2 separate regions of the Homo sapiens genome follow, and region 2 is linked to region 1. Evidence: chromatin loops called from intact Hi-C (ENCODE). Cell type or tissue: heart right ventricle. All regions are shown on one strand. Each heading gives the region's core, and the rest is flanking DNA. Links, peaks and the distances in the headings are about the cores only. Region 1 overlaps ADGRF3 (adhesion G protein-coupled receptor F3). Region 2 overlaps HADHA (hydroxyacyl-CoA dehydrogenase trifunctional multienzyme complex subunit alpha).

What was found. A loop is a pair of places that touch in the nucleus more often than their neighbours do. Peaks named below come from ENCODE experiments on the same cell type or tissue, not always from the same donor. Only the 100,000 strongest peaks of a DNase experiment are listed, where the experiment ranks them.
Region 2: a loop joins it to region 1, with 3.0 times the contacts of the local background. A loop is called at or near these places in 33 of 110 quality-filtered maps.

The regions. Positions count from the first base shown.
Region 1 is chr2:26,325,292-26,333,631 of GRCh38, reverse strand. The region is part of intron 1 of ADGRF3 (adhesion G protein-coupled receptor F3); the gene reads left to right. Among named protein-coding and RNA genes, the nearest start is that of SELENOI, 17 kb to the left of the region's middle. In heart right ventricle, for the core only: a CTCF peak has its summit at 3,419 (motif pointing right); a DNase peak (open chromatin) is centred at 3,421.
Region 2 is chr2:26,218,521-26,226,860 of GRCh38, reverse strand. The region is part of intron 7 of HADHA (hydroxyacyl-CoA dehydrogenase trifunctional multienzyme complex subunit alpha); the gene reads left to right. Among named protein-coding and RNA genes, the nearest start is that of HADHA, 22 kb to the left of the region's middle. In heart right ventricle, for the core only: no CTCF peak of the experiment used is centred there; no DNase peak of the experiment used is centred there; H3K27ac peaks cover 527 bases.

The DNA.
Region 1 (8,340 bases), core at 161-8,160:
GGTGCTCCTGTCCCTGGAGGAATTGCTCCCTGTGACATAATAAGAAATACATATTTGTTCTCTGCCCTGTTTAGGAGTCTTCAAAATGTAAGGTCTTTTTGCGTGCTAATGAGATGACTGGTACCTAGGGGCTCCTGGATAACCTCAGGATGGTTGCCAGGGGAACCAACCACGTGATTAGAGGCTAGGAACTTTCCACCTACCCCAGATTTAAGAGGAGAGGTTGGTACCCAATCTCATTTTTATGTGGCCTAAGTATTGTGTGATCAATTCTCTTATGTTCAGCAATTGTGACCCATCAAATGGCCTACACCTATATCATAATACCAACTGGACTCAAGGAGCCCATCCTGCTTTCTAATCAAAGGATATTTATAAGGGATTAACTTGAGTGTTCTAAGAAAAACTTGATACTGGAAAGAATCTTGCTCATAACAAAACATGCTTTCCAAAGAGCACTGTGAATGGTTCTGGAGTAGAGGCAATAAGTCGAGGAAGTATTTCACTGGTTACAAGTACTAGGGAGGTGGAAGATTTAGGGAAAACCTGGAAGGAAATATTTTCCTAGGAGAGGAGGGAGTGTTGATGAATACCTGTGGTTCCTTAGGCATTCAAGTTTGAATTAACTTTCAGTTTATCTTGTCGGAGAAACAAACAAGCAAACAATACAGTTATAATACAAAATTTAAAACTTTCTTAATCTTTGAGATTTGAGGGTTAGCCATGGAGGCTAGTGCCTATAATCCCTGCACTTTGGGAGGCTGAGGTGGGAGGATTGCTTGAGACCAGGAGTTCAAGACCAGCCTGGGTAACATAGTGAGACCCTGTCTCTGCAAAAATAGAAAAAAAAATTAACATAAAGTTTGGTTATAACTTTGTATATATATTTTTTGAGACAGACTGTCACTCTGTTGTCCAGGCTGGAGACCAGTGGCATGATCACAGCTCACTGTAGCCTTGACCTCCTGGGCTCTGGTGATCCTCCCACCTCAGCCTCCCAAGTAGCTGGGACTACAGGCACATACCACCATGCCCAGCTAATTTTTCTATTTTTTGTAGAGACGGGGTTTCACCATGTTGCCCAGGCTGGTCTCAAACTTCTGAGCTTATGGGACCTACCCACCTTGGCCTCCCAAAGTGCTGGAATTACAGGTGTGAGCCACCATGCCTGGCCTAATTTTGTATTCATCACTTTTTGTTTTGTGCTATTTCTTTTCAAGTAGTTGCTCTCTAGTTTGTTGGCTTCCCATCCTGCTTTCCAGTATGGACAGCCCTTCATGATCTAATTCCACCTCCATTTCTATTCACACCTCTGGCAGCAATGATCCCAAACTGCAGTACTGTAGTTCTCTGACAGCACAACAATCTGCATCATACCTGTGTACTTTTAATTGTGTTTCCCAGTGTCTAAAATGTCTGTCCCCTCACAAGGCAAACTCGTTTACCCAACTACTGAACAGATCTCTATTTTAACACATTCCAGTGTAGAAGTCTGGGGAATAAAAGAAGTTAAAGTGTTCTAAACTCCTTGAGATGTCAAAGACGCATGTTATCATCTCTAAAGAAACTTTCTAAATAAGTGGTAAAAATATGTGTAACTAAAAGCTAATGGGGGAGGAGTTCAAATGAGATAATTATAAAAAGAAATTAACTCAAAACAGGGAAATAAGGGAGAAAAAAAGGAGCAGAAAAAGTGGACTAAATAGAAAACACATAGACAACAGATTTAAACTTATCAGTGATTATAATTGACTATAAATAGCATAAATGATTTAATAAAGGTAAGGGTAGTCTAACTGATTAAAAAAAAAACTAAACCAAAATATGTGCTATTTATAACAGATATCTAAAGGTTTTTTGTTTGTTTCTTTTGTTTTGTTTTTGCCTTTTGTTTTTTGTATTTTAAAGATTGGTCTCACTCTGCACCCAGGCAGCAGTACAGCGCACAATCATAGCTCACCGCAGCCTCAAACTCTTGGGCTCAAGTGACTCTCCCACCTCCGCCTCCCAAGTAGCTGGGATTACGGGTACACACCACTGTGCTCAGCTCAGAATACATATACTTTTTTGTCTGTTTGTTTTTGAGATGAAGTTTTGCTCTTTCACCCAGGCTGGAGTGAAGTGGTGCAATCTCGGCTCACTGCAACCTCTGCCCCTGGGTTCAAGCCATTCTCCTGACTCAGCCTCCTGAGTAGCTGGGATTACAGGTGCGTGCCACCCCGCCCAGCTAATTTTTGTGTTTTTAGTAGAGACAGGGTTTCGCCATGTTGGTCAGGCTGGTCTTGAACTCCTGACCTCAGGTGATCCACCCGCCTCGGCCTCCTAAAGTGATTACAGGTGTGAGCCACTGCGCCTGGCCACACATACTTTTTTATTACATACAGAACACTTACAAAAGCTGTCCATAAGCTGGCCCATAAAACGGACCTCAAAAATGTTAAAGATTGATAATCATAAAGATGATCTTCTCTGACAAGAATGCAATCAAGCTAAAGGCAGTAACAAAAATATAACCAGAGAATTTCTTTTGTTTAGAAATTAAGACATAACACTTCTAAGTAGCCGACAAAGAAGAAATCAAAAGGGAAATCAGAAAATATTTTGAATGAAATAATAAAAATACATATCAAAATTGTGAGACGCAGGGGCCCAGTTCTAGAAAAGATGGAGTAAGCATCCTCCACCCTGTCTCTCCCACTGAGTGAAGATGCACGGAACTGATATTTGAGGACTCTAGAAAGTAAATAGTAGCAGGTGGATTGGGGAAGAAGTCCAGAATTCAACATACCACCGAACTGGTGGTGAGCTTCACATTTTTTCTTCTGGTATGCACTGGCCTGAACTCAAGGCAACCTCAAATCCAGAAATGGGCAATTGCACAGACAGACAGAACTACAGAAGAAACCCCCTAGGTCTGGCTCAAGGAGAGGGAAGGAAGACCCTAACACTCAGAGAGAGTGGAGGAAATTCTACCTTTTTTTTCTTTTTTCTCTGTTCTTTCACACCCAGCCTCTAAGCAATCCCATGGCAGCAGTGGCGGTGAGGATCCGCAGGAGCCGAGAACTCTGAGGGAGGGGAACTTCCTCTGATCAGAATTTATGGTGCCAAGAGGGCAAGGCAAACCTCCATTGCTTTTTGTCTCTGCTACAAGGCCCCACCTGTGAACAGTCACAGTAAGTGCATGGTAAAGCAGGGAAATAAAGCCCTGGATTTCTGGCCAGAGAACCAAAAAGAGGAGTCCCAGGGAATCAGAAAGTACTAGAATGACCAGAAAGGAAGAGGACAAGAAGATGACCCCAGACAGTTTTATGAGCTCCTGGGATCACTTCCCAGTTGTACAGGCGTGGATCTGACTCTAAACCACAAACCACCAGCAGAACTGCACTAAGAGATCGACCATCCATCACGCAGGTCCCGGGCCGGCCACTGGGTGGCACACATCTGCAGAAGATCTGAATAGCACCGTAAAGGTTTTGAAATGAGAATTGATGTTGAAAGAAGCACAGTCCGCAGTAGGTTGATCAGAACTTGTGATTGAACCAAGCCAGGTAGATTACCTGCTAAAAAAGAAACATTAACACTTCCCACAGGTTTTAAACAAGATCCAGAGTCTCATAACATAATATTCAAAATTTCCAGGATAAAACTCAAAATTAACTGGCATTTGAAGAACCTGGAAATCTCAACTCACATGGGAAAAAACAATCAACATTTACCAATGCTGAGATGACAAAGATGTTGGAATTATCTAAAAAAGACATTAAAGTACCTATTACAAAAGTGCCATAAGTAAATGTGAACACTGTTTTAAAAACAAAAGAAAAGGCAAAAAGCCTCAAGGAGGAAATAGAAAATATAAAGAAGAACCAAATGGGAACTTTAGAACTGAAATATATAATAACCAAAAATGTAAAAGTTATTGCATGAGCTCTGTATTAAATTACTACCATGGCTGCTATAATAAATACCTACAAATGTAGTGACTTAAAACAAAACAAATGTATTATGTAATGTAATGTGTTCTGAGAGTGAGATGTGTGAAATGAATCTTACAGAGGTAAAATCAAGATGTCAGCAGATCTGCATTTCTTCTGGAAACCGCAGGGAAGAATCCATTTGCTTGCTCTTTCCAACTTCTGGAGCCTGTCATCAATCCTTGCCTCAAGGCCCTTTCCTTTATCTTTAAAGTGCATCAGTTTCACTGGACACAGTGGCTCACACCTGTCATCCCAGAACTTTGGGAGACCAAGGCAGGAGGATCATTTGAGCCCAGGAGTTTGAGACCAGCCTGGGCAACATAGTGAGACCCCATCTCTACAAAAAATAAAAATAAAAATTAGCCAAGCGTGATGACACACACCTGTGGTGCCAGCTACCCAGGAGGATGAGGCTCACTTGAGCCCACGAGGTCAAGGCGGCAGTGAGCCATGATTGTGCCACTGCACTCCAGCCTGGGCAACAGAGTGAGACCCTGTCTCAAAAAATAATTACATAAATAAAGTGCTGCATCAGTTCAACCTGTGCTTTTTTGTTTCTCACATTCGTGTCTCCCTTTTACAAGGACCCTTGTGATTACATTGGGCCCACACAGATTATCCGTGATAATATCCCTCTCAATATTCATAATTTAATCACATCTGCAAAATCCCTTTTGACATATACATTTACATATCCAGAAGTTCTAGGGATTTGCACATGGACATCTTTGGGTGGTCATTATTCTGTCTATCCAGGCTTAACAGCAGAACAGAGATGACAGAGAAAAAAGTCAGTCAACTTGAAGATAGATCAATAGAAATGATCCAATCTGAAAACCAGAGAAAAAAGATTGAAAACCTGAACAGAGCCACTGGGATCTGTGGATAAAATACTAAAAAGGCAGCTGGGCGCAGTGCCTCATGCCTGTAATCCCAGCACTTTGGGAGGCTGAGGCGGGCGGATCACGAGGTCAGGAAATCGAGACCATCTTGGCTAACAGGGTGAAACCCCGTCTCTACTAAAAATACCACAAAATTAGCCGGGTGTGGGCATGCACCTGTGGTCCCAGCTACTCAGGAGGCTGAGGCAGGAGAATCGCTTGAACCTGGGAGGCGGAGATTGCAGTGATCGGAGATAGCACTGCTGCACTCCAGCCTAGGCAATAGAGCGAGACTCCGTCTCAAAAAAAAAAAAAAAAACTAAAAAGGCCTAATAGTTGTGTCATTAGAGCGCCAGAGAAGAGGAGAAATAATTCAGTGCAGAAAAACAATTTGAAATAGTGGCTGATAAAAGACATAAATCTACAGAAGCAAAAGCTCGCCAAATCCAAAAAGGATAAGTCCAAAGAAAGCCCACCTTAAACACATCATAACTGCTAAAAACTAAAGTCAAAGAAAAAATCTTGAAAGCAGCCAAGGAAAAATGATAGATTACTTATAGGGGATCAATGAGTTATATGGCTGTGGATTTTGTTTTAGAAACCATGAAAGCCAGAAAGAAACAGAACAACACTTTTAAATACTGCAAAGACCATATATTTTAACTCCATTTTATTGATGTGAAAACTGAGGTCTAGAAAGATGAAGTGGTTGTCTCGAATCACAAGGCTCATTAATCCCATTCCTAATATAATGACCACTTTTCTACCATGCTGTGGTTTGAATGTGTCCCCCAAAGTTCATGTGTTGGAAACTTAATCCCTAATGCCACAGTGTTGAGGGGTGGAGACCTTTAAGAGGTGATTAGGTTGTGAGGACTCTGAGTCCGTTTTGTGTTGCAATAACAGAATACCACAGAGTGGCAAAATTTTTTTTTTTTTTAAAAGAAGACGTTTATTTCTTACAGTCCTGGAGTCCTCTGGGAGTAGGCTCCTAATAAAAGGATAAGTTAGGGCCCCTTTCCTCTTTCTCTCTCTGTCTTTGTCTCTCTCTCTCCCGCCCCCACCCCACCATCTCTCTCTCTCTCATGTGCTCTCTTGAATTTCCATCTTCTGCCATGGGATGACAGAGCAGGAAGGCCCTCACCAGGTGTGAGCCCCTCAACCTTGGACTTCTCAGCCTCCAGAGCTGTAAGAAATAAATGCCTTATTTAAAAAAAAAAAAGTTACCCAGTCTGTGGTATTCTGTTATTGCAACACAGAACAGACTCAGACGTACTGATACAGCATCCTTGGTTTTTCTGAGCATGTATTGATACATTCTTTTAGCTGCAAGTAACAGAAAGCTGCTCTATCCAGCTCAAAGGGAAATAATGAAAGGAAGTCAGGTTCTCTGAAGGAACTAAAGATCAAGAGTGCAAATGAACATCAGGGATAAACTGAATTTGAAGAGGAACTCACCTCATGTTTGTCTGTTTCTGTATCCACATTAGTTTTACTTTTCCTTGGAGCTCAGACTATTTTCCCAGTCCCCATGACAGAAAACCAAGAGCTGCTGAGTTTACAAGTTGTAGGCCCAACCCCAGACTCTCACTGGGTCCCAGTTCCAAAATTACCCCAGAAGAGAGAAATTGTTCCCACTTGGTTTTAGATGTGGACTGTACTGTAATCAGAGATTAGTGTAACCAAGTGTAAAACAGCTACTTTGGCCAAGCATGGTGGCTCACTCCTGTAATCCCAGCACTTCGGGAGGCCGAGGCAGGTGGATCACTTGAGGTCAGGAGTTTGAGACTAGCCTGGCCCACATGGTGAAACCCCATCTCTAATAAAAATGCAAAAATTAGCCGGGAGTGGTGGTGGTCGCCTGTAGTCCCAGCTACTTGGGCTGAGGCAAGAGAACTGCTTGAACCTGGGAGACGGAGGTTGCAGTGAGCCAAGATTGTGCCATCTCACTCCAACCTGGGTGACAGAGAGAGACTCCATCTCAAAGAAAAAAGAAAAAGGCTACTTCCATGGTAAACCTGTGGTTATGGGCAGAGGGCAGTTTCTAAGAAATGAGTCAGAAAATAAGTAGAATATACTCATGAACAATAGGTTCTCAGTACAAGGACCTGCTATTTTTTGCCCTTGACACACATTTCTCTAGGGCTTCTAACAGGCTACTCAAAAATATTTTCTAGGTTTATTGACTTTATAAAATCTACTTACTTGTATATTTCATCATTAAATGAAGTTTTTCAGTTTTCCTGCTCACTAGAATATTGAAATAAGTTCACTACTGCATGGTTTGGCAGGGAATGCGTACTCACTTCTCCCATTTCCACAGAGGGAAAGGAACTTCCACTTCCAGAAGGATATATTTTCTGTTCCCTCTCCCTCTCACCAAAGCAAAAAGTGACTTATATCACTTTTTGACGTAAGGGGAACAGAGAGGGATTTCTGACCAGAGAACCAGAATATATCCTTCTGATAAGGATATATTCTGGTAAGACTTGGAGAATGAGCTCTGGGTGCCCCGTCTTTTGAAGTGGCCAGTCCTCCATACTTGTCCTCAGCTCCCCGTCCCCAGACAGGTAGACCTGGAGATGCCTTGCTGTGCCAGTGACTGAGTTAGTGAATTCAGTTCGAGGGGGATGTATTGGGAAGTACACTTGGCTCAGATCAAAATCACCTTCTCTCACTCAGCTTTTCCATTAATGAAGCTGACTCATGTCTGCTTTCCTATTAGTGACCCCTTTCCAAACCATAACACGTAGTTGTTGACTCAGAGAGAAAATTGTTCTTCTTTCATGGAGTAATACTACCATCTTGCAGCCGTCCAGGATTTGTATATCTTATATTTTTTATACTCACATTAGTCATCTTCTCTTATATGATTTCAGGATTTTGTCTCACACTTAGGTAGGTCATCTATACCTCCAAAATTATAAAATAATTTTCATTAATGGGTTTTAATAAATGGGGAATGGTACCTAACAGATACTTAAGTTTATAAGATTATAACCCTGAATTATGCCTTAAAATTAGTCAGGACCCTGGCTTAAGGATTTGAAATTATTTTATCTTTAGAAGAAACAGTTCTTCTCCACTCTAATGTCCTGGTCTCTCCATAGGTTTATTTGTATATAAGGTCAGCATGAAACTTTTGTGAAGACCCCACATCTTGTAAGAATCAAAGAAAGCATCAGAAATTTCATGAGTTTCTTCAGCTTCTCTAAGTTGTGCTCTTGAGGTACATAGCTTTAATATAAACGCTGAAGCAGGGTTTTCTGAACAGTCCCAGACAGCAAATGCAGGATCTCATTCTAGGGTCCAGACTTAGATACTTAAATTATAGATCTAAGGCTGTCATTATTCCTTCTGAATAAATTTACACCATTTCTTTTAACATTTTAATGTCAGAAATATCTTTTTTCCTATAAAGGCATATATAATGTGTCCAGCTTTTTGTTAAAATACCTCTTCTTGTCAAATATTTCACAGAT
Region 2 (8,340 bases), core at 139-8,138, 110 kb after region 1:
TTCTAGAAATTTTCTAGTTTTAGCTCTTACATTTTGGTCTGTGATCCATTTGGAGTATTTATGGATCATGCTATTAGTGTGGGATCTAAAAAGTATTTTTCTAACTCAATATCACTAAGATGTTCCTGTATACTTTCTTCTAGAAATTTTCTAGTTTTAGCTCTTACATTTTGGTCTGTGATTCATTTCAAGTTTGTATATGGTGTGAGGTAAGGATTGAGGGCCTTTTCTTCCCTTTTTGCATATGAATATCCAAATGTCCTGGCACCATTTGTTGAGAAGACTACTATTTCCTCAGTGAACTACTTTGATCCCTTGATCAAAAATCAACTGACCTTATCTGTTTGGGCCAATTGGATTTCCTATTCCTAGTTATCTATATGTCTTTTTGTTAAACCAATACCACACTGTCTTGATTATTGTATTTTTATAGGGAATCCTGAAATTAAGCAGTATGAGTCCTCCAACTCAGGTCCCTTCTTTCAAAATTATTTTGCTCATACTAGTTCCTTTGCATTTGTGTACAAATTTTATAATCATTTTGTCCATATCTACAAAAATACCTGCTAGGATTTTTATTGGAATTGCATTGAGTCAGTATATAAATTTGGGGAGAATTGACAGCTTAAAAATATTGAGTCATTTCATCCATGAACATGGTAAAGTTCTCTGTTTATTTAGGTCTTTAAATTTCTCTCAGCAGTGTTTGGTACTTTTCAGTGAATAGATCTTGAACACATTTTGTTAAATTTATGCCTAGGTATTTCATACTTGTAGGCTGTTTTACTTTTTTAACTTTAATTTCTCACTAGAATATAGAAATACAAAGATTTTTGGACATGGACCTTGTATCTTGTGGTTTAGCTAAATTCATTTACTAGTTCTAGTAGCCTTTTTTATTAATAGATTCCTGAGGATTTTCTACATAGATAATTATGTTGTCTGTAAGTAAAGACAGTTTGACTTCTTTCTTTCCAATATAGATGTCATTTGTTTCTTTTTCTTGACTTACCACAATGTCTAAGACCTTTGTACAATACTGGATAGAAGTCATGAGAACAAGTATTGTCAACTTGTTCCCAGTCTTAGGAGGAAAGCATTCAGTATTAAGTATGATGTTAGTTGTAGGTTTTTCATATGTGCTCTTTATCAGGTTTGCTGAGAATGAGTATTGAATTTTGTCATGCCTTTTCTCCATCTACAGAGATAATTGTGGGGTTTTCTTCTTTTTTAGTCTATTAATAATGTCAGTCACATTGATTTTTGAATATTGAACTAGCCTTGCTTCTTGGAATAAACTCCATTTTGTTGTCATATATTATAAAGGATTTTTATGTCATCATGAGGGATAAAGTCTCAAGGATAATTTTCTTATGATATTTTTGCGTGGTGTTGGCATCAGGATAATGCTGGCTTCATAAAATGAATTGAGAAGTGTTCTCTCCTCTTTTTTTTTTTTTTTTGAGATGGAGTCTCACCCTGTCGCCAGGCTGGAGTGGTGCAGTGGCGAGATCTTGGGCTAATTTTTGTATTTTTAGTAGAAACAGTGTTTCATCATGTTGGCCAGGATGGTCTCAATCTTCTGACCTCATGATCCACCTACCTGCCTCAGCCTCCCAAAGTGCTGGGATTACAGGTGTGAGCCACTGTGCCTGGCCTCCTCTTATATTTTCTGGAAGATTTTATGTAGAGTTGGTATTATTTCTTAAATACTTGATAGAATTAACCAGTAATTCCTGGGCTCCTAGTTTTCTTTGTTGGGAAAATTTTTACTTATGAATTCAATTAATAGATATAGGGCTATTCAGGTTCTCCATTCTAGAGTAAGCTACGATAGTAGTTTGTGTCTTTCAAATAATTTGTTCATCTATTAACAATTTGCCAAATTTATTGCAATAAAGCTGTTCATAATACTTGTCATTTTAATGTTTTTATACTCTATACTGATGTCTCCTCATTCATTCCTGATATTGATAGTTTATCAGCTGATAGGACTTTAATCACTTATAAAATACCTTCATAGTAACATCTAGGTTAATGTTTATTGAATAACTGGGCTGTAGCCTAGCCAAGTTAACATATCTGAAGACTATCATACTCCACCCCTTGTCTGTTTGACACCCATACACATCTCCTAAAGCCATACATAGTCTTCAAATAAAGGCAATGACAGGAGTCATACTTTATCCTGACATAATGCAATTCTCCTTTATACAACCAAAAATACACTAATCCTTTCCCTAGAAGAGGATGCAGAGTCCTTGGGTGAAATTCACTCTTCTCTCATATTCTGTAACATAAATGCTATGATATAAAGTTAACCATTATGGATACATCTTATATTAGATGATAAGGAGATAGAGAAGAAACACAAATATTTGGTTAATTATATATATTCATAACAAAATAAGAAATCCTCATAAATAGTACAGTATTCATTACTGTATTCAGAAATGAATATTTATAATATTTCCAGATCAGTATTCAGCTGATGTGGAAAGAGAACTGAGCTATCAAATATCAGAGTAAATAATTAAACAACCCAAAAGGAAAGTAACAGTGGAGCCTTTATTCACTTACTTTGATAGTTTACACAAAAGGCTAAAAACCAAAGAAAGTGCCAGCTCCTTTTTCCCCCCAGTACCGTTTTCCCCATGGAATGGTACACTGGTTGAGGATCTGGTAGATTAGCATACAAGTGGGGGACATCTCACTGTTGTGAAAGCCCTGAACAAAAGGTTCCTGCGGCTTTATGGACCCTGGGTGAGGAGAGTGGAGTAGACTGGGAGAAGTGTCTTTAAGATTTCCCATTCCGGCCAGGTGCAGTGGCTCATGCCTGTAATACCAGCACTTTGGGAGGCCAAGGCGGGCAGATCACCTGAGGTCAGGAGTTCGAGACCAGCCTGGCCAATATGGCAAAACCTCATCTCCACTAAAAATACGAAAATTAGCCAGGCGTGGTGGTACATGCCTGCATTCCCAGCTACTCAGGAGGCTGAGGCAGGAGAATCACTTGAACCCGGGAGGCAGAGGTTGCAGTGAGCCGAGATTGTACCATTGCACTCCAGCCTGGGCGACAGAGTGAAACTCCATCTCAAAAAAATAAATAAATAAATAAAAGATTTCCCCTTCCTCCTTTGACAAGGTCTCAGCAGAGGCACCTGAAGAAGGCCTCAGCCAAAGTCCCCATATAAAAAGACCTAGGAATAGAAGGCATCTAGGCTAGGAATGCACATTTGTGTAAGAGCTTAGCCAGCCCCAGAGACCCAAGTCCTTGACTGCAGCTCCCTCAGATGACACCGCAGTGCACTGGCTGTGTACCAGGTTTGGTGTGGAAAGGGTGATATTTCTACTCCCCTTTTCATATTCCCTTTGCCCTCAGGAAGTACCTCAGTTTGTCCTAGTTCTTTGCCTGGTGGGGTGACCTTCATTCCTAAAATGTCTTCTAGGCCACTAGCAGTCCCATGTGAACTGGGTTGTGATCTTCTACTGACTAATTAGAGGTCATGTTAGTACTAAGGGACACCCTAAGAGATCTGCCACATTTGAGACATACTCTTCCTTACCTCTGTTGTATAGTAGCAACCTAATATCCCCTTGGTAATCAGGATTAATCACCCCAGCCAGTACAGTACCCGCCCTCTGCTGCCTGTTGATTCCAAGGCATGAGGAGCCCAAAGTGGCCAGATGGCAGTTTTAACTAACAGTTCAGTAGAATCATTGTTGTGTCTCCTGGTGGAAGCATTCCTCCCTTTGGAACTGAGCCCTCTAGACAGGCAGAGCCCAAAGTTGCAGGGACAAGAAGCAGAAATTTTGCTGGTAGATTAGATCACTAGGGGTAATAGTGAACTGGGTAATTTCTGTTTGCTCTCCTTGATTTCTGGACTCACGAATCCTGGCTGTGGGAAAAGTAGCACCCTATACTGGAAGCTGACTTAAAACATAGCAGCATCCTGGAGGACATTGACTCTGCAAAATACTGCCACTTAGCTGGCACTGTGATGGAGTCTTCAGTAGTCCATCCCACCATTCTGTCAAGGCAACTGCTTCCCGGTGATGTAGTAAGATCAGTGTTTCGTGAGCATGGCCCATTGCTGCACTTCACTTACTGAGAAGTGAATTCCTTGATAAGAAGCAGTGCTTTGTGGGATACCATAATGGTGTGGGATACCATAAGGTACTCTATAAGTCCACAAATAAGTCCACTTACCACAAATTGGTAAGTGAAAGTCCATATTGCCTAAGCCCATGCATAACCTCCACACCCACCATCATGGCCACTGTTCATGAAGCAGTGATAAGAGTGACTGCGGAAAGATGCTGACTGCTATCCATAGAACGAGTCATCCCATCCACTTTGATCATTGAAATCCTCGGCTGAGGTCACTCTTTGATGAGCATTTAATGGGACACAAGTGTTTTCACATTATTTGCCTATTCAGAGAGGTCTATCCACTGACCTATTCCCCAGGTGTCCTTGTATATTAGTTTGCTAGGGCTGCCATAACGAATACCAGACTGAGTGGCTTAAACAACAGAAACTTAACATGTTTTCTCGCATTTCTGGAAACTGGAAGTCTAAGATCAGGTGTTAGCAGGTTTGGTTTCTTCTGAGGCATCTCTCTTTGGCTTGCAGATGGCACTGCTTTCTTACTGTGTCTGCACATCCCTGGCATCTCTTTTGTGTTTCCAAATTTTTTCTTCTCATAAGGATACCAGTCAGATTAGATTAGGGTACACCCTAATGGCCTCATTTTAACTTAATCGCTTCTTTAAAGGCCCTATCCCCAATTACAGTCACATTCTGAGATACTGGAGGATAGGACTTCAACATATGAATGAGGTAGGGGGGACACAATTCAGCCCATAACACCTTGCCAACAGTTTTTCATCTGTGTTCCCTGTAAGTTCCTTACCACCCAGGCAAACCGTTTGCCACGGCCTATGAATCAGAGTAGACCCTTAGCTCAGGCCATTTTTCTTTCTAGACAAAATGAACAACCGGGTGCACTGTCAGAAGTACTGCCCACTGGGAGGCTATCCCTTCACCACTGTCCTTAAGGGATGTCCCAGAAGGGACTGTAGTGTTACAGCTGTGCACTTCCAGGTGGTACCTGCGTATCACACAGAAATATCTACAAACCAGGCCTGAGTTTTTCTTTACCAATCAACTGGCCATAGAGAACTCCCCATGAGGCCATAGGTGCAGGCTGGAAGAGACAAAGAAGAACAGGGCCGTGGGGTATTTTGGCTACTTCCTCATGCAGCTTGTGCCTTTAGGGTCTGTTTAAGCCCAGTCTTACATATACCACTTCCATTTGATAATGGAGTGCTACCGTGTACACCCCACTTTATGGCTTAGTAGGTTAGACAACATCTGTTTCATGATCAGCAGCTCAGGTCACCAGTAACTTGATGCCCCATGGTTAAGCTTTGAGTCTCTGTGAAGTCCCACTAACAAGCCAAACACTGTTTCCCAAAAGGAGAGTAGTTATTCACAGAGGATGGTAGGGCTTTTTCTAAAATCCTAAGGGTCTGTGTTGTGATTCACCTAATAGAGATCTATTAAAGACTCCAGACAGCACCTCTGTCTGCTGCCGACACTTCAGGCGCCATCAGGTTTGAATCACGTGGCCCAAATGGCAGAACAGCTTCTCTTGTTCTGGGTCCCACTTAAACTAGCAGCTTTTTTAGTTACTCAGTAAATGGGCTGGAATAGCAACCCAAATGAGTAATATGTTGTCTCCAAAATCTGAAGCAGCCCACCAGGTGTTCTCCGTGTTTTTTTGTGGTAGGAGGGGCCACGTGCAACACTTACCCTTTGCCATAGAAGGGATGTCTTTGTATGCCCCAGACCACTGGATCCCCAGAAATTTCACTAACATGGGAGGCCCTGAATTTTGGAGGGATTTATTTCCCACCTTCTGACAGACACATGTCTTACCCCCAGTATGTCTAGAGTAGTTAATACTTCTTGCTCACCAGATCCATTCAGCATAATATCACAGTGTAATGAACCAGCATGATATCTTGTGGAAGGACAAGGTAATCAGGCTCTCTGTGGACTAAATTATGATATATGGTTGAAAACAATACACCCACCCCTAAGGTAAGACATTGAAGGTATATTGCTGAAAGCAAACTGCTTCTGGTGGTCTTTACTAACAGATACCAAGAAAAAAAAGCTTTTGTCAGATCAGTCACTGCATACCAGGTCCAAGGATGTATGTTAATTTGTTCAAGCAATAAAACGACATCTGGAACACCAGTTAGAATTGCAGTTGCCACCTGATTAGATGTACAGTAATCCACTGTCATTCTATAGGATCCATCTGTTTTCTGCACTGTCCAGAGTAGGCAAGTTGAATGAGAATGAAGTGGGAATCACCACCCCTACCGCTTTCAGTCCTTGATGGTGACACTAATCTCTGCAGTCCCTCCAGGATTGTGGTGTTGCTTTGGTTTACTCTTTTCTAGGTAGAGGCAGTTTTAGTGGCTTTTACTTGGCCTTTCCCACCATAGTAGCCCTTACTCTACAAGTCAGAGCATATAGTGATATTACTCATTGCTGAGTATGTCTGCTCCAATTGTACATTCTGAAACTGGGAAAATAACCGCAGGATGGGCTCAGGGACCTGCTAGGCCCACTGAGACAGACCTGAGCTAAAACTCCATTGATCACTTGACTTCATAAGCCCCTACTCTGACTGCTGGACCACAGCGAAGTTTGGGTCCCCTAGAATTAGTGTTAGTTCAGAAGCCAGTGTCTAGTAATCCCCAAAAAATCATTGTTTCCCCTTCTGCAAGGCAAATAGCCATAGGTCCCTTTGGGGAAGGGTAGGAGAAAGATAAACAGGAAAGTCTCCTCAAGAGGACACAGCTTCCCTTTCATTAAGGAGATTCTGGGTCTGTAAACTAGCTCATTTCTGGGAATTGCTTAAGGGGCCATGACTCTCTTCAGGTGATTCAAGTTATACTTCTGTTTACCAGACCTAGAATTCTTCTGCTTATACAGATCAAGTAAGAGTTAGTAGACTGCCCATCTATTTCTTTTTTAGGGACACCATGATCAACCACCCAATGCTATAGGTCTCAGCAAGTCAGACTATTCTGATTACTGCTTTGGCTCCACTATTTATTATGGTAACTATGCCCACCTTGATTTGGCATGGTGCTGCTACTTGGGCCCTGCCACCCCGGGATTCCTTTATCCCCATTGCATTTAGGGATCCCAGTTGATGGTAGCAGTTCCCACTGTAATTTCTGACCTACAAAGAGAAGCAACCACAGAGCAAAGATGCTGGGCCTCACCTCACAAATTGATTTCTCACAGTGGTGGTGAAGGGTGCGTCCTCTAACCCTTCCAGGGTGACCTGTCAGTTCTTTGCTCCTTTTTTCTTCTTCCTGCTTTCTTTTGGATTAATAATTTTTTATTGGCCGGGCACAGTGGCTCACGCCTGTAATCCCAGCACTTCGGGAGGCCGAGGTGGACAAATCACGAGGTCAGGAGATGGAGACCGTCCTGGCTAACATGGTGAAACCCCATCTCTACTAAAAATACAAAAAATTAGCCTGGCCTGGTGGCACATCTGTAATCCCAGCTACTTGGGAGGCTGAGGCAGAAGAATCACTAGAACCTGGGAGGTGGAGGTTGCAGTGAGCCGAGATCACACCACTGCACTCCAGCCTGGGCAACAGAGCGAGACTCCATCTCAAAAAAATATATATATTTTTTGTCTTCATTACTGGCCTTTTACTTTGCTTTTCCCTTTTAATGGTTGCTCTGGGGTTTTACAGTATACATTTTTAACCCATCACAGTCTATTTTCTTTCTTTCTTTTTTTTTTTTTTTTTGAGACGGAGTCTTGCTCTGTTGCCCAGGCTGGAGTGCAATGGTGTGATCTTGACTCACTGCAATCTCTGCCTCCCAGGTTCAATCAATTCTCTTGCCTCAGCCTCCTGAGTAGCTGGGATTACAGGTGCACACCACCACACCCAGCTAATTTTTGTATATTAGTAGAGATGGGGTTTCACTATCTTGGCCAGGCTGGTCTCAAACTCCTGTCTTCAAGTGATCTGCCTGCCTTGGCCTCCCAAAGTGCTGGATTACAGGTGTGAGCCACCACACCTGGCCGGTTTTCAATTGATAATATTTTCCTGTGGTGTCAGAACCTTAAAAGAGTATGCATTTATTTTGTATACTCCCCATTTTTGCTATTGTTGTTATACATTTTACTGCTACATACATTATAAATTCTTGTATATATTGGTATATTTGTTTTAGATAATTATCTCTTAAGGAGAATAAAAAATTAGAAAAGATCTTTTTTATAGTTGCCC